Regions from separate parts of the Homo sapiens genome. Here region 1 is linked to region 2. A link is an interaction called in ENCODE POLR2A ChIA-PET data of the cell type or tissue named here. Cell type or tissue: HepG2. All regions are shown on one strand. Links, peaks and the distances in the headings refer to the core of each region. The heading gives the core; the rest is flanking DNA. Region 1 has its middle 60 kb from the start of KIFC3. Region 2 holds the start of LOC388282 (a long non-coding RNA gene).

Region 1 (12,767 bases), core at 2,708-10,707, 52 kb after region 2:
GTTGCAGTGCATTCCAGCCTGGGTGACAGAGACCGTGTCTAAAAAAAGAAAGGAAGGAAGGAAGGAAAGAAGGGAGGGAGGGAGGGAGGGAGGAAGGAAGGGAGGGAAAAAAGAAAGAAAAAGAAAGAAGAAAGAAAAAAAGAAAGAAAGAAAAGAAAAGTGTAAAAAGAATAGAGAAAAACCAATAAACCCAAAAGCTGGTTCTTTGAAACAATCAATTAAAACTGCTAGCTAGACTGACAAAGAAAAAGAGGGAAGACAGAAATTATCAATATCAGAAGGAAAGTGTGTATATAATAAAGACCTCACAGATGTTAAAAGGATAATAAGGAAATATTACAAACAACTCTGTGCACATAAGTTTGACAATTTAGATGAAATGGACCAATTCCTTAAAGCCACAAACTACCAAACCCACCCAAGAAGAAATAGACAGACTAAATAGTCCTATATCCGTTAGAAGAAATTGAATTCATAGCTAAAATCCTTCCAGAAAAGAAAACTTAGGTCCAGATGGTTTTACTGGTGAATTCTACCAAACATTTCAAGAAGATATAACACCAGTAGAACACTTCCTAACTAATTGTGTGAGCCCAGCATTACCCCGATACCAATGAATCTGATGGATTGCTATTTATTAGTAATGCCTACAACTGACCACATACCACAAAATCCACCTGCAAAAGATACAGCAGTGCTTTAATTCCAAGGCAGAGCAGCACAGGCCCACTCTCCCTGTGTGCTGTGTGTCTTCCAAGGATCTTCAGAGAAGGATATATTCTTCTGGTTTCTGCCAACATTCTCAGGAAAGAGTAAACGTGAAGGTCAGGAATCGCCATACCTTAGATACTGGCTTCTTCTTCCTTAGCACAGCCTGTTTCCAAATCTTGTTCCAGGGCCCCTGACTTCAGCTTGGCCTCCTGAGACTCTTAGCCCATTTCTGACTTTCGTAAGTCTCCCAGAACCCCCTAAAACCTTTCTTTTTTTTTTTTTAATTATACTTTAAATTCTGGGATACATGTGCAGAACATGCAGGTTTGTTACATAGGTATACACGTGTCATGGTGGTTTGCTGTACCCATCAACCCGTCATCTCCATTAGGTATTTCTCCTAATGCTATCCCTCCTCTAGCCTCCCACCCCCTAACATGCCCCAGTGTGTGACGTTCCCCTCCCTGTGTCTATGTGTTCTCATTGTTCAACTCCCACTTATGAGTGAGTATGTTCAGTGTTTGGTTTTCTGTTCCTGTGTTAGTTTGCTGAGAATGATGGTTTCCAGCTTCATCCATGTCCCTGCAAAGGACATGAATTCATCCTTTTTTATGGCTACATAGTATTCCATGGTGTATATGTGCCACATTTTCTTTTTCTTTTTTTTTTTATTTCTTTTCTTTCTTTCTTTCTTTCTTTTTTTTTTTTTTTTTTTTTTGAGACAGAGTCTCTCTCTGTCGCCCAGGCTGGAGTGCAGTGGCACGATCTCGGCTCACTGCAACTTCCGCCTCCTGGGTTCAAGTGATTCTCCTGCCTCAGCCTCCCGAGTAGCTGGCACATGCCACCCCACCCGACTAATTTTTGTATTTTTAGTAGAGATGGAGTTTCACCACGTTGGCCAGGCTGGTCTCGATCTCCTGACCTTGTGATCCACCTGCCTCGGCCTCCAAAAGTGCTGGGATTACAGGCGTGAGCCACCGCGCCTGGCCCCACATTTTCTTTATCCAGTCTATCATTGATGGGCATTTGGGTTGTTTCCAAGTCTTTGCTACTATGAATAGTGCTGCAATAGCTTTCTTTTTTTAGCTTTCCTGATACTGAATGAGCAAAGAAATTTAGCTTCTTTTAGTCTCAGAGCCTCATTGCAATCCAAATGTCCATTATATGTCTTCCCGGGCGCAGAGCACTTCGCCCCTAGGAGAAGAAGCCTTCCCTTCCCCGGAACACAGAAATAGCTGAAGCCAATTTTAGTTTTTTGTTTTATTTTTGCTTTTTGTTTTGTTTTGATTTTTCCTTCCTGTCTCATTTCAGTAATAGCAGAAAGATATCCAATATAAGGTCCGTGAACCATTTATAGAAAATTAAAGTGCACCTCATGACAGTCAGTGCACATCATGACAGCCAGCATTGTCTTTCTCTGGAGTTCTGCTCCAGGTGTATAATTGCATGTCATTAACTTTCTATATCTCACCAATTCACAAACATAGCTTTTTTTTTAACCATCCCCTCCCTTAACAAATTTAAATTTACATAATTGAGGCCGGGTGCAGTGGCTCACACCTGTCATCCCAGCACTTTGGGAGGCTGAGGTGGACGGATCACTTGAGGTCAGGAGGTCAAGACCAGCCTGGCCAACACGGTAAAACACTGTTTCTACTAAAAGTACAAAAAAGATTAGCTGAGCGTGGTGGCACGTGCCTGTAATCTCAGCTACTCCGGAGGCTGAGGCACGAGAATAGCTTGAACTGGGGAAATCAATGCCGCAGTGAGCTGAGATCACACCACTGCTTTCCAACCTGGGCAACAGAGCAAGACTGTCTCAAAAAATAAAAAAAAGAAAAGAAAATACATAATTGAATTCACAAAACAAATTTAATTGCTATGTATATGAAGACAGACAAATGCATGGAAAAATATTCTGTGACGTATTCTTTGGTTTTATAACAAAAAAGGCAAACAGACACTTTTACTTTACCTTGTTCTTATCTTAATATAATACATAGGACCATATCCACCTCTTTATTTCAGAAAGTATTTGAACAGTTTCTATTCTGGAGGATTAGAGATTTCCTTGAAGCCATTACTACTCTACAACTTTATACTGTGATGGGCAGCAAAGATAATATTGTGCCTGATCACAAAGAGGAGACACAAGCCTTTCCAGAAATGTCTACGCTAAAGACACACACCAAAAATAAGGAGTTTACTAATCTATATTCTCAGCTTGAGTATTTTGTCTGCTTCCACTTCTAGACTTAAGATAAGGCTACGTTCCTCACCCTCCTTCCTCCAGCACTTGCTTCATGCAGTTAAAATGGAATGAATGACTTTAGTTAAAGCGTCAAAAGAGTCTCACTAAGGAGATACTAATTATAGCTGTTTTCACGAAGCTCTCAGAAACTCCAGCAGGGGGCTCATTCATTCCTGCTGAGCTGCTACAGACCCTAAGATTATGTTGTCTACATCAGCCTTAGAAATTTCCCACAAGCAACACTCCTCCCACACCCGCCGAAGTCATACACCAGTTACAGTGGGAGGGCAACTGTGTAGGTCACTACAAAGGGAACTGTTAGTTTCATCCCCACATTCCCCACAAACATTTAAAATAAAATCAAGGCAGGGTGCAGTGACTCACTTGTAATCCCAGCACTTCGGGAGGCTGAGGCGGGCAGACCACTTGAGGGCAGGAGTTTGAGACCAGCCTGGCCAACATGGTGAAACCTTGTCTCTACTAAAAATACAAAAATTAGCCAGGTGTGGTGGCGCATGCCTGTAGTCCCAGCTATTCAGGAGGCTGAGGAGGAAAGATGGCTTGAACCCAGGAGGCAGAGGTTACAGAGAGTTGAGATCGTGCCACTGCACTCCAGCCTGGGCAACAGAGTGAGACTCTGTCTCAAAAATAAAATAAAATAAAATAAAATAAAATAAAATAAAATAAAATAAAATAAAATAAAATAAAATAAAATAAAAACAAGTGGGGCAGGTGAAGCTCCCTTAATTCCTCCCTAGGAAATTCTATAAAGGCAGAGTACAATTTAGAAAATCAAACTGGGGCTCTGGCTCACGCCTGTAATCCCAGCACTTCGGGAGGCCGAAGCAGGTGGATAACCTGAAGTCAGGAGTTCAAGACCAGCCTGACCAACATGGTGAAACCCCGTCTCTACTAAAAATACAAAATTAGCTGGGCATGGTGGCACATGCCTGTAATCCCAGCTACTCAGGAGGCTAAGGCAGGAGAATCACTTGAACTTGGGAAGAGGAGGTTGCAGTGAGCCAAAGATCATGCATTGCACTCCAGCCTGGGCAACAGGAGTGAAACTCTGTCTCAAAAAAATTTAAAATAAGAAAATCAAACTGGACATCCAAATGATAATTAACTTACATATGTTCATTCATTACCATTGCTGTTACCAGAAAATGGGTCTTGTCCCAGACCCCAAGAGTGGGCTCTTAGATCTCACTTTCTTGGGAAAGAATTCAGGGCAAGTTGCAGAGTATAGCGAAGTTAAGATAGTTTGTTAGAGACTATTACGGAGTAGGGCTTCCTCAGAAAGCAAGAGGAGGAATGCCCCTACTTTAAACTTTTTATTTATTTATTTATTTAGATACAATATCTCCCTCTGTCACCCAGGCTGGAGTACAGTGGCACTATCATGGCTTACTATAGTCTCAACCTCCCAGGCTCCATTGATCCTTCCACTTTAGCCTCCCAAGCAGCTGAGCTAGAGGTACATACCACCACGCCTGGCTAATTTTTATATCTTTTGTAAAGACAGGGTTTTTTCATGTTGGCCAGGCTGGTCTTCAACTCCTGAGCTGAAGAGATCCATCCATCTCAGCCTCCCAAAGTGCTGGGATTACAGGCATGAGCCACCATGCCTGGCCAAGAATGCCTCACCTTAAACATAGTGCTTGCTTATATAGGTTGTTAAGAATAGCATACTTCATTACAAAGACTTTTGATCAGCTTGTGACGGGCTATTAGTATTGTTATTTTCCTATGCTACTACTGATTTCCACAAGAATTTATATGTGTACTATTATCTTTAAAGCAAAACCTATTCTTAAACTAAGAATGCATTTTGTTCTTGAAATATTGGGACGTTTCCATAAGTTCTGGGTCTTTATTTGGTAAGTTAGCATCATTAACTCATCCCCTCAGCCATAAATATCTTGTGACCAACAGTACCAACCCCCTGGAAATGGGGAATGCTACCCAGCAGGATTGGCTTTACCCAGCCTTTATTCAAGATGGAGTCACTCTGGTTAGGACATCTCTGACACTATTAACTTTCTATCTCAATGTCTTTCCTTCTCTCACTGCACAACCTTAGATAATTAATTTGTTAATTATCAATCTCATAAATGAAACAAAGCTGATCAGGGCACATGGCTGGTCTGGATGTTCCCAAGGATGTATTGCAGGTGGCAGGAAGGACCGTGGACCCAGCGTCCACTTTCCCAGGGGTCGATCATAAAACAATTTGCACCATGGTACTGGGGGCCAGAAGGGCAAAAGGGAGCCATGTGATCAAAATAATCTTTCCTAGGCCAGGCGCGGTAGCTCACACCTGTAATCCCAGCATTTTGGGAGGCCAAGGCTGGTGGATCACTTGAGGCCAGGAGTTCAAGACCAGCCTAACAAAACCCTGTCTCTACTAAAAATACAAAAATTAGCCGGGCGTGATGGTGTGCACCTGTAATCCCAGCTACTTGGGAGGCTGTGGCACGAGAATCACTTGAACCTGGGAGGCGGAGTTTGCAGTGAGCCAAGATTGTGCCACTGCACTCCAGCCTGGGCAACAAAGTGAAACTCTGCCTCAAAATAATAATAGTAATAATAATAATCTTTCCAACAGGTAAAATATTTTCAAGCTGAAGGAGTGGAAGTACTGGCTAGTCATATGTATAGATCATCAAAGAACAAGGATGAGCTTCTGGAAGCGAATTCTGGCAGCTGGGCTTACCTGCTACTCCCTGGGAGCTTTTTGACGTCCTTATTATTATTATTATTTAATTTTCTGTCCTGAGTAGCTGGGGCTACAGGTGCTTACCACTACATCTGGCTTTTTTTTTTTTTTTTTTAGTACAGACAGGGTCTTTCCCAGGCTGGTCTCAAACTCTTGAGCTCAAGTGATCCTCCCGCCTCAGCCTCTCAAAGTGCTGGGATTATAGGTGTGAGCCACCTTGCCTGGCTGAGATTTCATCAAGCTACTTAGAACATCGTGCAACTTAGAATTCATGAATTGTTTATTTCTGGAATTTTCCATTTAATATTTTTGGACCTTGGTTGACCGAGGGTTACTGAAACCTCAGAAAGCAAAACTGTGGATAAGGGAGGATTACTATACTGCCATTAAGTTGTATTTTAAAAATAATTTCAAAAATTGTATTCAAGTAATATGTGTATTCAATTAAAATTTCATCCCTTCAATGTTTTATAAGTAATTCAAATACCAGAGTGGTAACCATCTTCTAAGAATATTAGCTACAATCCCAATCACTGTTTTTCAAAAAGATGTTGTCAGTCCTGCTTCTGAAATTTCTCTCCAACAGGCCTCCTCCTCCCATTCCCACTGCCCCAACCCAGCCAGGCCCTTACCTTGCACTGCTCCGGGACACCAGCCTCCAATCTGAGGGTTTCCTGGTGTCTGGGCTTCCATGCAGCTGTCAGAGTGTTCTTCCTGAAAAGAAACTCCATCTGTGCCATTTTCCGAGCAATACGTTTTACTGGGTTGTCCTGTAGCCTTCAGGATAAAGTACAAATTCCTGAACATGACACCTCGGATGAAGTCCGTCCCCTCCTTCCCAGATTACCACCTGCCCCTTTGACCCTGCCCTTTGGTCATCAGCCACAATCAGCTGCTGTCTCCACCAAGCCTCACCAGCTCTCCAAGCCTTCACCCATGATGCTGTCTGCCTGGACTGCCCTCCCTCCCATTCCTCTGCCTACAAGATCCGATATGCGCTTCAGCCTCCAATGTTAGCTCACCAAAATCTTCCCTTTGAATTATGAATGCAGCTGGCTGCAAACTCCTCCAAGTGACCAGAGTGTCCTATAATCACGTCTATTATAGCATCTTTGATTTAGGGGGTGATTTTTGTTTTTTTTGTTTGTTTGTTTGTTTTTCTTTTTCTTTCTTTCTTTTTTTTTTTTTTTTTTTTTTTTGCATTTCTGTATTTCCTAAGAGAATGTGAATTCCTAGAATCCTAGGAATTCTCATCTGATTTTTATTCCCAACGTCTAGCACTATGCAAAGCAAAAAGTAGGTACCCAATAACTGCTTTTGGAATGAATAAATGAATCAATGAATGGTACCATGCAGCTGCCAAAGTGCTTTCTGCAAAGCAACTCTGACCTTGTTGCTCTCTGAGCTGTGCTCCTTCCTGGGTGATGAGGTAACACTGGAAGCTATTAACAGATAAGAAAGAGAAAAAAAAAAGGAGGGGAGAGATCTCTGGGTCTCTGACAAATTACTTATTTTCACTGAGTTTCTGTTTCCTCATTTGTAAAACAAAAGTGCTGTCCGGATGAGCTCTGAAGGCATCTTCCAGTTCTCAAATTCCAGCCTGCTTGGCTCCTGAACAACTTTCCCAGAGTCTCTGGCAGCTATAACCCAAGTCTTAGCACCATCTAGTGATAAACAGGCACACAGCGGGGAGGGAAAGCCGGGGAGTGGGGAGGGCGGATAAGAGAAGGAAATGCCAACTTTAATTATATTATGAGCCGGCAAGGAATTAGGTCAAACCTGCAAATACAAAGTTAAACCAAGAGACCTAACTTTATCCTGGGGATGGAATAAATAATTAGCTTCAGAACATGGATGAAGTAGACAATTATAGAATGCCTGAGACATGGAAAAGGCAATAAAACAATTCCTGTGTACCCTGGCCCTCTTGTTCTTTTATCAATTTACTGCTTGTTACTGTAATTAAATATTTTTCTTGGGAGGACATGTACTTTTGAAGGGCCTATGGCATGGGACTCCAATAACTCAATAAAACCACAAATTAAGTATTTATTAAGAATATATATGTATTTTCAAGTTTCTTCCTTACTATTTATTTATTTATTTATTTATTTATTTATCTGAGACAGGGTCTTGCTCTGTGGCCCAGGCTGGAGTGCAGTGGCATGATCACGGCTCACCGCAACCTCGAATCCCTGGGCTCAGGCGATTCTCCCACCTCAGCCTCCTGAGTAGCAAGGACTACGGGGATGTACCACCATGCCCAGCTAATTTTAAATTTTTCAGCTAGGCACAGTGGCTCACGCCTGTAAATCTCAGCACTTTGGGAGGCCAAGGTGGGTGGATCACAAGGTCAGGAGTTTGAGACCAGCCTGGCCAGCATGGTGAAACCCCGTCTCTACTAAAAATACAAAAATTAGCTGGGCATGGTGGTGCGTGCCTGTAATCCCACCTACTCAGGAGGCTGAGGTAGGAGAATCTTACCCCGGGAAATGGAGGTTGCAGTGAGCCGAGATCGCACCACTGTACTCCAGCCTGGGTGACAGAGCGAGACTCTGTCTCAAAAAAAAAAATTCCAGTAGAGATTGGGGCCGGGGAGGTCTCACTATGTTTTTGCCCAGGCTGGTCTTGAACTCCTGGGCTCAAGTGATTCTCCCACCTTGGCCTCCGAAAGTACTGGGATTACAGGTGTGAGCCCCAAGCCCAACCTCTTTACCTTTATTGGAGTGTGATAAGACCAAAATATGACTAATTAACACTATAGGAAATAAGGATAATTCTGAGAGAAGCAGCGAAACAATAACAAAATACTAGTGTCTACATTCTTTTCTTTAAAACCTACTGACCTACACATTTTTATTAACCTAGTATTTGTTTGCTAAATGACTTTCTAGTTGCCAAAAAACAAGAATAAACAAATCGACTGAACAAATGACAAAAGATAAAGAAACAATTGAGCATTGAGTAACAGAAAACTATGTTGAGATTTTGCTAAAATCTGTCCCCAGGGCTGTCCTGAGACCATCTTCTGGACAAAGCACACATGTAAAGGGGTAGGTACTTTATAGATACTTTGAGCAATAAGGGCCTTTAGGCCAGCTATGGTGGCTCACGCCTGTAATCCCAGAACTTTGAGAGGCTCAGGTGGGAGGATCGCTTGAAGCCAGGAGTTTGAGACCAGCCTGGACAACAAAGCAAGACCACATTTCTATAATTTTTTTTTTAATTAGCCAGGCATGGTGGTGTGCACCTGTAGTTCCAGCTTCTCAGAAGGCTAAGGTGGGAAGATCGCTTCAGCGCAGGAGGGTGAGGCTGCAGTGAGCTATGATTGCACCATTGCACTCCAGCCTGGGTGACAGAATAAGATACTATCTCAAAATAATAATAATAAAATAGGCTGGGTGCGGTGGCTCACGCCTGTAATCCCAGCACTTTGGGAGGCTGAGGTGGGTGGGTCACCTGAGGTCAGGAGTTCGAGACCAGACTGACCAATATGATGAAACCCCATCTCTACTAAAAATACAAAAATTAGCTGGGCATGGGTGGCACGTGCCTGTTGTCCCAGCTACTAAGGAGGCTGAGACAGGAGAATTGCTTGAACCCGGGAGGCAGAGGTTGCAGCGAGCCAATATCATGCCATCGCACTCCAGCCTGAGCGACAGAGCAAGACTCCATCTCAAATAATCATAATAATAAAATAAGGGCCTGTGAGTGGGGAGCAAGTGAAATCAGTCCTACATTTAGGCCATTTCTAAAGTGAGATTCCATTGTAATGCATAATTACATTTGCAAGTCGTAATAACCTATGTCTGCATGTACATTACCTTATAAACCTGTTCTTACTCATCCATTTGGAGTCTAATGGAACCTGTGTAACCATTTATTGACTGATACATTATATACACAGTAATGATTATTGCATAACCCCAAGAACACAGAGAGTACAAATCTGAAACTGGACCATTTCACTGCAGTGCCATATTTTCCAAACCCAAAATAAGGCCACTTGTACTGACAAGAATGTGCACATGACAAAAGGAAAACGAGGTCTGATAACACACAGCACCTCCAGGTGACTTCCCTCTTGGCACATTTATAACCTAGAAGTGTTTGAAAAAGGAAGAAACTGCAGAGGGAAAAAGCAAGTCAGCGTTTTTTTTGCCTGGAGTTGGAATCCAATGGTTGGGTTTTGGAGACTGCTTTGAAGGAAAACGATGACTCGCTGGGCAGGTGCGTTTCAGACACTAACAAACATAAAAGAATGTAGGGAGTTATGGGTGATGGACTCATGAGACAGGTCTGTGCCTGATTTTTCTATTTTGCCTGCTATTAACTATATGCCTCAACCTGTAAGCTTACAGACGTATTTCTTTTATGGCTGATGCAGTTACATAAAGGATGATACGTTTCATTTGGATAAACTCAATTTTATCTGAAAAATCCAAAAGCATTTCAAACATACAGAGTTGAAAGACAAACTTTTTTTTTTTTTTTTTTTTTTTTTTTTGAGACAGGGATTTACTCTGTTATGCAGGCTGGAGAGTAGTCTTGTGATCGCAGCTCACTACAGCCTTCACCTCCCAGGCTCAAGGGCTCAAGATATCCTCCTAGCTCAGCCTCCTGAGTAGCTGGGACTACAGGCGTGTGTCAACAAGCCTGGCTAATTTTTGTATGTTTTGTAGAGATGGAGTCTCAGTATGTGTTGCCCAGGCTGGTCTCAAACTTGTGGGCTCAAGCAATCTGCCCGCCTTAGCTTCCCAAAGTGTTGGGATTACAGGCATGAGCCACCGCACTTGGCCAAAAAACAAACTTTAAACAAATAATAATTTTTAATTATAATAATGCTTACATAGGTAACCAAAGTACTTCAGGAGATGATCCATTAGCCCAGCGCAAAGCCATCAGCTTCATAATAAAACCTTGGCAAATTTAAAACACCTGCAATTCATTTCATGCCTCGTGATTTAAAGTATATTACATTAATGTGAAAAATTACCTTCTGAACTCACACTCATTGAAGTGTAAATGTGCTCTCCTTCCCCCCCGGCCCCCGCCACTTCCCCATTTCATCCTGAAATTCCATTTGTAAATTCTGTACATCCACAGATGCCGTAGTCATTACCTCGTTTTTTGTTGATAAGTCTTCTCTGCCTAGAGGTTTTTATAAGAGTTATTTTTCCTGTAATGAATACTCAGCAGTTCAGGCCCATCTTTTCAGCTGGCTGGATGCTAGTGTCCCTTGATTAATGGACCTGCCAACTCGATGAGGTGATACCACACCAACAAAGGCTCAGCCTAGAAAATGTCACCTCTTATCCTGGTTGTCCAAGCACTTCTGTTTTATGAGCTTTGTGTGCCTCCCAGATGTGCCTAGTATTTCATTTTGGGTTTTGTTAATAAGAAGGCAAGTAACATGAAAGCAGGTAATTGGATTATTTAATGCAGTAGAAATAATTTCTTTTGTTCAAATAATGTGCTTCATATGATAGACTTTTTTTTTTTTCTATTTTTCATTCCTGTCAGCTTAACTGCTACTTAACCATTTAAGTCAATGTATAGGTCAATACAAACAACATTATTTTTTCTGCCTGGAGAGAAAGGCTTACAATAAGAATTGTTTGAGAAGGAAAAAAAAAAGTCCTCAAATAAAAACATTTTGCTTTTTAAAAAATTTGCTTTAATAAGACAAAGACATGGAAACCCTAGTTAAAAGTTAAAGTTGTGAACTTTGGTAGCAAATTTTGCTTGTACTTTTTTTTATAGAGACAGGGTCTTACTATGTTGCCCAGGCTGGAGTGCAGTGGCGTGATCTCGGCTCACTGCAACCTCCACCTCCCGGGTTCAATCGATTCTCCTGCCTCAGCTTCTCAAGTAACTGGGATTACAGGTGCCCGCCACCATGCCTGGCTCAAATTTTTGTATTTTTAGTAGAGATGGGGGTCTCAGTATGTTGCCCAGGCTGGTCTCGAACTTGTGGGCTCAAGCAATTCACCCATCTTGGCCTGGCAAAGTGCTGGGATTGCAGGCATGAGCCACTACGCCCGGCCTAAAAAATATATATTTTGCTTTAATAAGACAAAGACATGGAATCCCTAGTTAAAAGTTAAAGTTATGGCTGGGCACGGTGGCTCACGCCTGTAATCCCAGAACTTTGGGAGGCCAAGGCAGGCAGATCACCTGAGGTTGGGAATTCGAGACCAGCCTGACCAACATGGGGAAACCCCGTCTCTACTAAAAATACAAAATTAGCCGGGCATGGTGGCACACGCCTGTAATCCCAGCTACTCGGGAGGCTGAGGCAGGAGAATTGCTTGAACCTGGGAGATAGAGGTTGCGGTGAGCTGAGATTGTGCCATTGCACTCCAGCCTGGGCAACGAGAGTGAAACTCCGTCTCAAAAAAAAAGTTGTGTACTTCGGTTTTTTGTTTGTTTGCTTGTTTGTTTGTTTTTTGGAGACAGGGCTTCACTATGTTGCCCAGGCTGGAGTGCAGTGGCTGTTCATGGGCATGCTCATGACACACTGTACCCTTGAACTCCTGGGCTCAAGTGATCCTCCCACCTCAGCCTCCCAAGTAGCTGGGACTACAAGTACAGGCTCCAGCTCCAGGTGCATGCGCTTTTTATTTATCATTATTATGGCCTAAGATGGCTGCTGAATGTACTTTTTATGTTGTTGATAAGATTCCATTTCTTTTTTTTTTTTTCTTTTGAGACGGAGTTTCACTCTGTTGCCCAGGCTGGAGTGCAATGGCACGATCTCGGCTCACTATAACCTCCGCCTCCCAGGTCCAAACGATTCTCCCGCCTAAGCCTCCAGAGTAGCTGGGATTATGGGCACCCGCCACCATGCCTAGCCAATTTTTGTATTTTTAGTAGAGACGGGGTTTCCCCATGTTGGTCGGGCTGGTCTCAAACTCCTGACCTCAGGTGATCCACCTGCCTCAGCCTCCTAAATTGCTGGTATTACAGGCATGAGCCACCGTGCCCGGACAGATTCTTTTTCAGTAGAAGAATCCTAACTGTCAGACTGTAAGTAGGCAAAATTATGTGCTACTCCAAGCTTCTGAATAAAACATTCTTAAGAAA
Region 2 (10,245 bases), core at 2,246-10,245:
TTTTTTAAAAAGAATATTGTGTGGAGTCGGGGTCTAGCTCTGTCGCCCTGGTTGGTCTCAGAATCTTAGCCTCAAGCGATCATCCTGCTTCAGCCTCCCAAAGTGCTGGGATTATTTGCATGAGCCACCATACCATGCCCATCCCAGTTGTTGGAATTTAAGAATGTACAATGTCATCAGGAACTACGTACCAACTCCAAGGTCATTTCTAACCCAGAAACTTCGCTGATGATTTGCATAGGAGGCTGCCAACTCTCCTGGCCCCGGGAAAGGTGCAAGTTTTGCTGAAACCTGGCCATTCCAACACTGAAGTCCTAAACCCTTGAGGGAGGACTCTTGGGTTCAGCCTTAGCCTTGACCCTTCCTGCCGAACTCTGGCAGAGGCACAGCTGTCTCAGGGAGGGCCAGACAGAAGACAGTGTCCAGAACACTGCAATTCCACGCCCACATCCACCCCATCCCCAGGCAGGGACTAGCAGCGCCATCTTTGTGTTCAGACAAGATCAGGTGTGTTCACGGTGGTATGCCCATAGACTTTTTTTTTTTTTTTTTTTTGAGACAGAGTCTCACTCTGTTGCCCAGGCTGGAGTGCAGTGGCGCAATCTCGGCTCACTGAAATCTCTGCCTCCTGGGTTCAAGCAATTCTCCTGCCTCAGCCTCCCAAGTGGCTGGGATTACAGGCATGCGCCACCACGCCCAGCTAATTTTTGTATTTTTAGTAGAGACGGTGTTTTGCCATGTTGGCCAGGCTGCTTTCAAACTCCTAATTTTTGTATTTTTAGTAGAGACGGGGTTTTGCCACGTTGGCCAGGCTGCTTGCGAACTCCTGACCTGAGGTGATCTGCCCGCCTCAACCTCCCAAAGTGCTGGGATTACAAGCATGAGCCACCACACCTGACCCATCTTTGTGTTCAGAGGGCCTGAAACCCTTTACTGCTCAGGCATTCGTCAGAGAAGTGGCCAAGAGCCTGAGAGTTCTGCTCCCCAAAGGGAAGGAAAGAAGGGGAATGAAAAGTCAGATTGTGTTTAATCTGATTCTCATAGCAACCCAGAGTAAAGCACAGATAAGATTTACATGATTTTCCCATTTTAAATGATTTAACCTCAGATCAAGTCTTCTCCGAGCCTTTGCAAATGTTGTCCTCCCTGCCTGGAAAGCCCCTCTCCTTCACCCCATTCTCATCTGCCTCCACTAACCCTTACCTGGCCAATTCCATACCTGCTTGTCCCTCCTTCAAGTTTAGAGGTCACCTTCTTTGACCCTCCCAGGCACCAGCAGGCGGGCTCAACTCACCCCCTGCAGCATCCCCGACCCTGGATCATGATGGCGTTCCTGTGTATACCATCTGCTCCTTCAGGACAGGACCCTTTCGTTACTTGATCACAGGGAAATCCTCAGCTGACCCCAGCTCAGGGCCTGGTATCACAGACATGTTCATTGAATAAATCCATAGATCCCATAGAATTCAGAAGGGAAGAACAGGTGCGTGAAATGTACCCAAACAGACTTTCTTCCCATGTAAAGTAATGATAATTTCTACCAAAAGGAAGTAAGAGAAGGCTCCTTAGCAATTATTTCCATGTGGTCAGGAAGGAGTGCCCTGCAGCTGTGAAAAGTGTGTCCTCTCATGCTTCTGGGTAACAGAACATTTATTGAAGTTGGAGAAACTCATTCTGGAGTGAGCCGCATATTAAGTAATCCTGACCCAATTAGCTGCTTTTTTGAATCCACATCTTCCAATCTTCCAATCCCTCTGAAATCATTCATCATGAGCACCGCAGAAAGAACTACGGAGGAGGCTGGACGTGGTGGCTCACGCCTGTAATCCCAGCACTTTGGGAGGCTGAGGCGGGCAATCACCTGAGGTCAGCAGTTCGAGACCAGCCTGGCCAACATGGCTAAACCCCATCTCTATTAAAAATACAAAAATTACCCGATGTGCTGGTGGGCGCCTGTAATCCCAGCTACTTAGGAGGCTGAGGCAGGAGAATTGCTTGAACCCAGGAGGTGGAGGTTGCAGTGAGCAAAGATCATGCCACTGCACTCCAGCCTGGGCAACAGAGCAAGACTTTGTCTAAAAAAAGAAAAAAAAAAACCCCGTGGAAGAGCTCTTGGAGGTGAAGAGCCTGGCACTGCACCCAGCCCCATAAGCATGAATTTGGTTTCCAGCTTTGCATGTCACCAACTGCAGGTCTTGGGCACATGACTCACCCTGAGCACCTCAGGGGGTCTGGCACAAGGCTCACAGCTGCAAGCTCTCAGGAAGCCAGGCTCCTCAGTGGGCATGGAGAGGTGGTGGTCTTGGATGTCCCTTGACTGGACTGTAAATTCCTGTCATCCTTGTCTGCTCTAGACCCAGCTCAGCAAGCATTAGGTGTTCAAGTGATATTTAAACTAATGGTACTTTTCTCACTCTTTTCTCTCCCTCTCACCTTCCTGCTCCCTGTGTCCCTTCCTTTCTAGAAGCTGTATTAACAGGGGAAAACAGTTCTCCCATTTTCAGAGAACCAAGGCAATCTTTCCCCCAAGAAAATCACCTTGCCGGCCAGGCACAGTGGCTCATGAGACAGGAGGATCGCTTGAGGCCAGGAGTTCTAGACCAGCCTGAACAACATATTGAGACCCTGTCTCTACAAAACAACAAGCCAGGCGCGGTGGCACAGGCCTGTGGTCCCAGCTACTCAGGAGGCTGAGGCGGGAGGATGGCGTGGGCCCAGGAGTTTGAGGCTGCAGTAAGCTATGATCGTGTCACTGTACTCCAGCCTGGGCAACAGAGCAAGATCCTGTCTTAAAAAAAAAAAAAAAAAAAAAAAAAAAAAACCTTCTAAGAGGACTAGAAAATAAAAAGGAAACCACCTTGCTTTAAAATCCAAATGGTGGCTGCCTTTCTGCATTGGCCAAAAAGACTGAACTCGACAGTTCTCCCCTAACTCTCAGTTTAGGGGAACCTAAAGCCTTATGACTCAAGGAGGAATTTGGCGGAGATTCCCTCCCTCCTAGCACTCCAAGGCTAAAAGCAAACGGAGGCTTTGTGAGGTTTTTTTTCCCCTTTTATCATTTCCTGTAGTCTTAAAAAAATGAGAGGAATGCAAACATTGAGGAGATAATGGACGTAAGCACCAGGTAATAAAAAGATTTAGCAATAACCGCCCTGAGAGTAGCACGGGCCAAATAAGCCCCGCCCCCGGCCCGCCTCTCAGCCCGAGGATCCTCCCACCATCCTCCAGAAGCCGCCGGGCTCCTCCTTGCTAAGTGTTCTGCCGCTTCTCTCCTTGCTCCTAAATTGTTATAGCTCCGGGTTCTAAACCAGCACATGCGTTATTAACATCCTTCGCATTTTTCCCCACTTCCTCATTCACTTCTCCCCACCTGCTGCAAATTCTAGGTGGCAGTTTTTGTTTTTGAACTTAAAATTTTTTTTTTTCTGCACAAATCTAATAGAAACCAAGAGAGAGAGGAAAAACACAAAAACTAAAACACCAAATCCCACCACCCTTCACTTATTGTCATTGGCCCAGATTTTTCTTTCCAGTATCTGACCTTGAGCTGATGTCATTTCTGTGTTAAGGAGAGACAGTATAGAGAGATGGCTAAAGGTGGTTCTGAGGCCAGGCAGACCTGGGTTTGAGCTCATTCACTGGCTCAGTCACTTCTGCTGTGCCTCAGTTTCCTCCTGTGAAAATGAGAGTAGGGCTAGTGTCTAACCCATTGAGTTATGGTGAGATGTAAATTGGAGCAAGCACATAGCACCCTCAGCCCAGCATCTGGCACACAATTGGCATTTCTGCAAACACAAGCTGCAGTTATAGTGGGAGGCAAAGACCGGATAGAATTTTTTACTCTGCCTTTTCTTACTTTGAATCATGTAAGTGCTGGGTGTGGTGGCTCATGCCTGTAGTCCCAGCTTCTTGGAAGGCAGAGGTGGGAGGATCGCTTAAGCCCAGGAGTTGGTCAGCCTGGCCAACATAGCAAGACTCCCATCTCTAAATTTTTTTTAATTATTATAATAAGCATTTTCCATGTCACTTTTTCCTGCTAATGCCTACATTTTTCTGAAGTGCAGACATCATAGGATAAAGCCAAGGTCACATTCAGAATGGAGGTTCCAGTGTCTGGGGCGCACCTAGCACTCAATAAAAATGGCTGAAAAGTATTTCATTTATTCACTTATTTAGAGTTGGGGTCTCGCTCTCTCACCCAGGCTGGAGTGAGGTGGCATGATCAGAGCTCACTGCAGCCTTAAACTCCTGAGTTGAAGCAGTCCTCCCACCTCAGCCTCCCGTGTACTGGAACTACAGCTGTGAGCCACTGCACCCAGCAAAAAACTATTTTAAATGGCTGCATAATATTCCACTGAGAGCCTGTGCCCTGACTGAGCTGGCCATTCCGTAGGGTCTGATATTTGAGTAGCTCCCATTTTTGTCACTTTTATAAACAGCATTGCTGTCACCATTGCCACCCACACAGCCCGTTCATTCCCTGGTGTGGGGAGGGAAGGGAGAAGAGAGGTTGTCAATTTCATAAAAAATCTTTCTGAATAAAGAGTCTGAGCATTTTTTTTTCACTTTCTAAACATGTTGCCAGATTGCCCCTCAGAAGGCCTGTACCAAATTTACACTGTCGTTGGCAGCATTTTTTGACGAGAACTACTTTTCACGCTAATTTACAGTTTTTCTCTTGGATCTGGAATTCTCGCCCTGGCTGGTTCTCCTGGGAGGCATGAGGCATATATAAAGATATCTGAGCGATGGCTGTCACCAGAGGGGCGTATCTGGTTCTTCTGCCAGGTGCTCAGGCCGGGAGTGTTTCTGTCTGCTGGGCCAGGCCAGGTGGGGCTGAGAGCACTGACTCAGTGCTCCCAATCCCTGCCTGCTGTTAAGCCCTCAGAGATCTTCTGAGGTCAGTCCTGGAACGCCTCAGTACCCCGCGGTCCAACACTCTGGCCCATCCTAGACGGATGAGTCTCATCTGGTGCCACCACCATGATTCCTGCTCTCACACCCTGGCACTTCACTGGGGCTCCTTGCAGTAAGTCAATCAGCTACTACTGGGGGAAAAAAAAATTCCTCCTGGGTGGGGAGATGGGGACAGGGGCCATAAGGGAAGCCACGTGCTCCTGGAAAGCCATAGCCACAGCCCCTGACCACCTGCTGAACTCTTAGCACCACTGCTGCTGCTGCCTTTAAACTGTAGCTTCGCTTTGCTGAGGTTCTGTGGTGCGCAGCCTCTCCCCTAGCTCTGGTCCTCCTCCTCTGGGGGTGGCCCTTGTTTGCAAACAGCAACAGGAAGTTTTGACGCTGCTGATTAACTAGACTCCCACAGCTCTCAGTGCTGAGTCATCGCCACCAGTGTCAACCTCCCGCCCGCCCCGCTGACACCACCAGCTTCCAGGTGACCGAGAGGAAGCAGCAAGGATCCTGCGGTTCCAGTGGCTTCCATCTGCCACCTTCCAAGGGAGGGGAGGGACAAACTTCCATCCACCCCAGACAACCAGAATGTGCAGGGCCCTGAATGCCAGGACGGGAATTTAATCTAATTCAACTTCAGCAATGGGCTGAGGGACAGCTTCATGCCAGGCAAAGGGAAAAACTCTTTACACACAGGATTGCCTTTGCTTTCATTCAATCCCCGCAACAACATGTGTGGTAGGTGTTATTATTCCCATTGTACAGATGGAGAGACTGAGGCCAGTGGAAGGCCTATGGATGTGTAGGGGCTGCTGTGGGAAGATAGCTTGGAGTGCCAGAGATGGTGGGTACCGCCAGCAGGAGCTGTGTCCCCAACCCACGATGTGACCTTGGTCAGACTTCCTCCCTGTTCTGGGTCTCATGCCCCTCCCTGGGTAAAGGAGGAGGGTGGACTGGTGACCTTCTCAGGGCTACAGCCACAAGGAAGTGAGTGGGCCAGCTGGAAGGGATGGTCCTCATTCTGGGACTCTGCTTGCTGAAAGCCTGATCCAAGGGCAGGAGCATCCCACCTCAGTACCTGGGGTTGGCTTCACTGTTCACAGTTGCTTCTCCAAGGAACTCCACTGAAAGAAAGTAGTTGAGTGGTTGCCAGGGCCTGGGAGGGAGAATGATGAGTGACTATGAATGGGGCTTCTTTGGGGCGTGATAAAATGTCCTAAAGTTAGTTTATGGTGACAGTGTACAACTCTGTAAATATACTAAAAACTATTGGATTGTACACTTTAAACAGGGAATGTTATGGTATGATAATTATATCTCAGTAAAGCCGTTTAAGAGAGAAAGGAAGAAGGAAGGAGGGAGGACAGGAGAGAGAGAGACCTACACAGAGGTCAGGCCAAGCGCGATGGCTCACGCCTATAATCTCAGCAGTTTGGGAGGCAGAGCAGGGAGGATCACTTGAGGCCAGGAGTTTGAGACCAGCCTGGGCAACGTGGCAAGACCCCATTTCTACAAAAACATTTAAAAATTAGCTGGGTATGGAGTGCATACCTATGGTCCCAGCTACTTAGAAGGCCTGAGGCGTGGGGCCAAGCGGAGTGGCTCACACCTGTAATCCTAGCACTTTGGGAGGCTGAGGCAGGTGGATCATTTGAGGTCAGGAGTTCGAGACCAGCCTGGCCCACATGGTGAAACCCTGTCTCTACTAAAAATACAAAAATTAGCCGGGCATGGTGGCATAAGCTTGTAAACCCAGCTACTTGGGAGGCTGAGGCGGAGAATCACTTGAACCTGGGAGGCAGAGGTTGCAGTGAGCCGAGATTGTGATTGTGCCACTGCACTCTAGCCTAGGTGACAGCAAGACTCCGTCTCAAAAAAAAAAAAAAAAAAGAAGATTGAGGCCAGAGAATCACTTGAGCCCAGGAGTTCAAGGCTGCAGTGAGCTATGATCAGACCACTGCACTACAGCCTAGGTGACAGAGCGAGACCCCGTCTCTCTCTTTTTTTTTTTTTTTGAGACGGAGTCTCGCTGTCACCCAGGCTGGAGTGCAGTGGCGCGATCTCGGCTCACTGGAGGCTCCATCCCCTAGGGTTCACGCCATTCTCCTGCCTCAGCCTACCGAGTAGCTGGGACTACAGGCGCCCGCCACCTCGCCCGGCTAATTTTTTGTATTTTTAGTAGAGATGGGGTTTCGCCGTGTTAGCCAGGATGGTCTCGATCTCCTGACCTCATGATCTGCCCGCCTCAGCCTCCCAAAGTGCTGGGATTACAGGCATGAGCCACTGCGCCCAGCCCCCCATCTCTTAAAAAAAAAAAAAAAGAGGTCAGGCCAGAGCTGCCTTTGGGATTTGCCTTCTGGGAATAGGGCCCTCAGCACCCAGCCCCTCTGCAATCATCCCCCTCTAAGCAGCCTCACTCCAGAGTCCAGGAAAGGTGTGTGTGAAGACACCCAGTGGCAGGCGGTGGCCCCAGCTGCTGACCGAGTGTGATGGGGCCCTGGCCTTTGGTGCTTGCCTTCCTCAGAGCGGAAAGAGCCATGAATCAAAGGGCAGGTGTGTGTGGACCTGAAGGAATGTGGGGAGGGTGGCAAGAAAACGGCTGGAGGTGGAGCGGGAGAGACCCCATGAGTCAGGGTGAGATGAGGTGTTGCTCAGACAGGGAGGGCCTGGAAACAAAGCCTGGACTGGAAACACCGAAACACCGGGCTGGCCAGGGCGCTCTCAGTTGCCTGGAAACATCTTAACACTCCAGAAAGTGTGAGTAAGGAATACCTGCTGCCCCTGAGGGGCTCCCCCGAACTGGTCCAGCCATGTCTGCTTGGCAGTTGTGGGGCACAGGCAGATGCAGCTGCCCAAGAGGCAACCCCAGACTAGACCTAACGCTGAGCCAGGTGCACAGGTGCAAGGGATCCATCACGAGGGCTAAACTGGCCAATAAGAGGCAGGAGCTCATTCCACTTGTACTGTTTAGGCAACTTGCTGTTGAAAAAGGAGAACCTGGCCAGGCACAGTGGCTCATACCTTTAATCCCAACACTTTGGGAGACTGAAGCTAGTGGATCACCTGAGGTCAAGAGTTCGAGACCAGCCTGCTCAACATGGCGAAACTCCATCTCTACTGAAAATACAAAAATTAGTTGGGCGTAGTGGTGCACGCCTGTGATCCCAGCTACTTGGGAGGCTGAGGCAGGCGAATCACTTGAACTCGGGATGCGGAGGTTGCAGTGAGCCGAGATTGCGCCACTGCACTCCAGCCTGGGCAACAAAGCAAGGCCTTGTCTCAAAATAAAATAAAATAAAATACAAAAATAAATAAATAAATAAATAAATAAAAGGAAAAGGAGAAGCCAGAGGATCTTGGAGGCACAGTGTCCCTGTCTAAATCTCCAGATAACCCAGAAAGCACGCACTGCCCCCACGCTACTCCACCCCCTCCACGCCTCCCTGTCCTATGCTCTTCATGCCCACCTCCTGGGGCAAATGGCACCGGATGCCCCTGTCTTAAGTGAACAAATGGAGACTCTAACCACCTTCTGAGAATCCCAGCCCTGGGGTCAAACCTGCATGCCTGCCGAGTGCCTGCATGACAATAATTAGGATTTCCTATGCTCTGAAGCAAACCTCCCACCTGGCATCCTGCGTGTGTCCAGCACCTCCCTGCACCCGGGCACCACTCATGCAGGTGGGCTTGGCATCCTCACAGCCTCTGCAGCACGTGCCTTCAGAGGGAAGAGAACCGGGGACTCGGGAGACTCAAGGCATCTCCAGAGTCACAGCCTGAAGACAGAACCCCATGCTCTCCTGGACATAAAAGCCATGCGGTCCCTGGTAGACAGGTAGGCAGAGGTGAAGGGATCTACCCTGGCACCGGGTAGGGGCTGTGCAGTCACTCCTGCTTATTCTTCCTGTACATCCCGCTACTGTCCTCATGCTATAGATTTGACTGGGGCAGGCTGGCTGCAGAGTCCAAGTCTTGAACCACTGCACCACACTGCCTCTCAAGGGCACAGTCAATGGGGTACCTTGTCATTGTGGGTCATTCCTCAGCATGCATTCAGAGCTCTTCACCATCTGCCTGCAGCCGCCCTGCCCAGCCTTCTCTCCCACTGACCCCACAAGGCACCCTCTTTCTGGTCTTTGAATTTTTCATATGCTCCACCCACACCCCCATATCCCCACCTGCAGCCGTTTACCTGTGAGGCCCAATGGAAGCATCACCTCCTCCATGGGGACTCCTGATACCACCTAGTCAGAAGTTCCCCAGGACCACCTCCCCTTCCCTTAGCTCACCTAGCACTGGATTCACAACTGTGGGGGACTGTTAGTCTCCTACATTAGATTGGAGGTCCCTGATTCAGGCTCCCATGCTGTGTGACTTAGGGTAAGTCTCTGAGCCTCAGTTTCCTCATTAACAGGTAATATTTATTGAGCACGTACTATGTGCCAGGTACTATGTGCTAAGTACTCTACATGAACTCTCCCATTTAATCCTTACAGCACCTATGAGGCAGGCACTATAATTATCCCATGTTACAGATGAAGAAACTGTCACTGTCATTAGGACCACCATCATTATCATTACTATCATTCTTTTTTTTTTTGGAGACAAATGCTCTGTCACCCAGGCTGGAGTGCAGTGGTGCGATCTCAGCTCACTGCAACCTCTGCCTCCCAGGTTCAAGCAATTCTCGTGTCTCAGCGTCCCAAGTAGCTGGGACTACAGGCATGCACCAACACACCCAGTTGTTTGTATTTTAGTAGAGATGGTGTTTCACCATGTTGCCCAGGCTGATCTTGAACTCCTGAGCTCAAGCAATCCACGAACCTCGGCCTCCCAAAGTGCTAGGATTACAGGTGTGAGCCACCATGCCTGGCCTATTATTGCCATTCTTTTGTCCGCTATAAAACCTAGTGCACAGCAGACACTCAAACTCAGCAAAATTCAAATATGGCTGGAACTGAAACCAGCCTTAGGTAGGAAGGAATTTCAGAAACAGAGTTCTGCACATGCTCTAGGACACGCAGGCCTGGCCCTGTCCAGGCTGGGGTGATACCATCTTTGGAGGCTGATGCTGGCAGTCTGTTGTGGCTGGGAACTTGGGGTGACCTCCTTTTGCTTCTCACATCAGCCCTGTCTCTACCCACAGAAACAGACTCTGCCCAAACAAGTCCTGCAATGCACAGAGCCCGGTGGCAAACAAGCCACCTGGATAAATGGTGCCCAAGGCTGTGGGGGTCCTGGGAGGCTGACTGGAGGCAGAATTGTGCTCATTTGTAACCAGAGTAGCTCCGGGTTGCTTCTGTTAGCTCAAGGCCACAGGTACATCTCTGTGCTTAG

The links. Peaks named below come from ENCODE experiments on the same cell type or tissue, not always from the same donor. Only the 100,000 strongest peaks of a DNase experiment are listed, where the experiment ranks them.
Region 1: POLR2A ChIA-PET joins it to region 2 with 13 read pairs; 15 of 35 experiments call an interaction of 5 or more read pairs at or near these places.

Annotation. Positions count from the first base shown.
Region 1 is chr16:57,856,416-57,869,182 of GRCh38, forward strand. It overlaps a transcript of KIFC3 not described here. Among named protein-coding and RNA genes, the nearest start is that of KIFC3, 60 kb to the left of the region's middle. In HepG2, for the core only: CTCF peaks have their summits at 3,129 (motif pointing right) and 7,335 (motif pointing left); DNase peaks (open chromatin) are centred at 3,156, 6,546 and 7,316; H3K4me3 peaks cover 1,850 bases.
Region 2 is chr16:57,805,139-57,815,383 of GRCh38, forward strand. It overlaps LOC388282 (a long non-coding RNA gene), which reads left to right and starts at 5,381. Exons shown (of 4, transcript NR_169553.1): 1 at 5,381-5,646; 2 at 8,524-8,743. It also overlaps a transcript of KIFC3 not described here. RefSeq lists enhancers at 5,096-5,225, 5,416-5,475, 5,536-5,595. In HepG2, for the core only: a CTCF peak has its summit at 7,367; DNase peaks (open chromatin) are centred at 3,083, 5,293 and 7,453; H3K4me3 peaks cover 549 bases.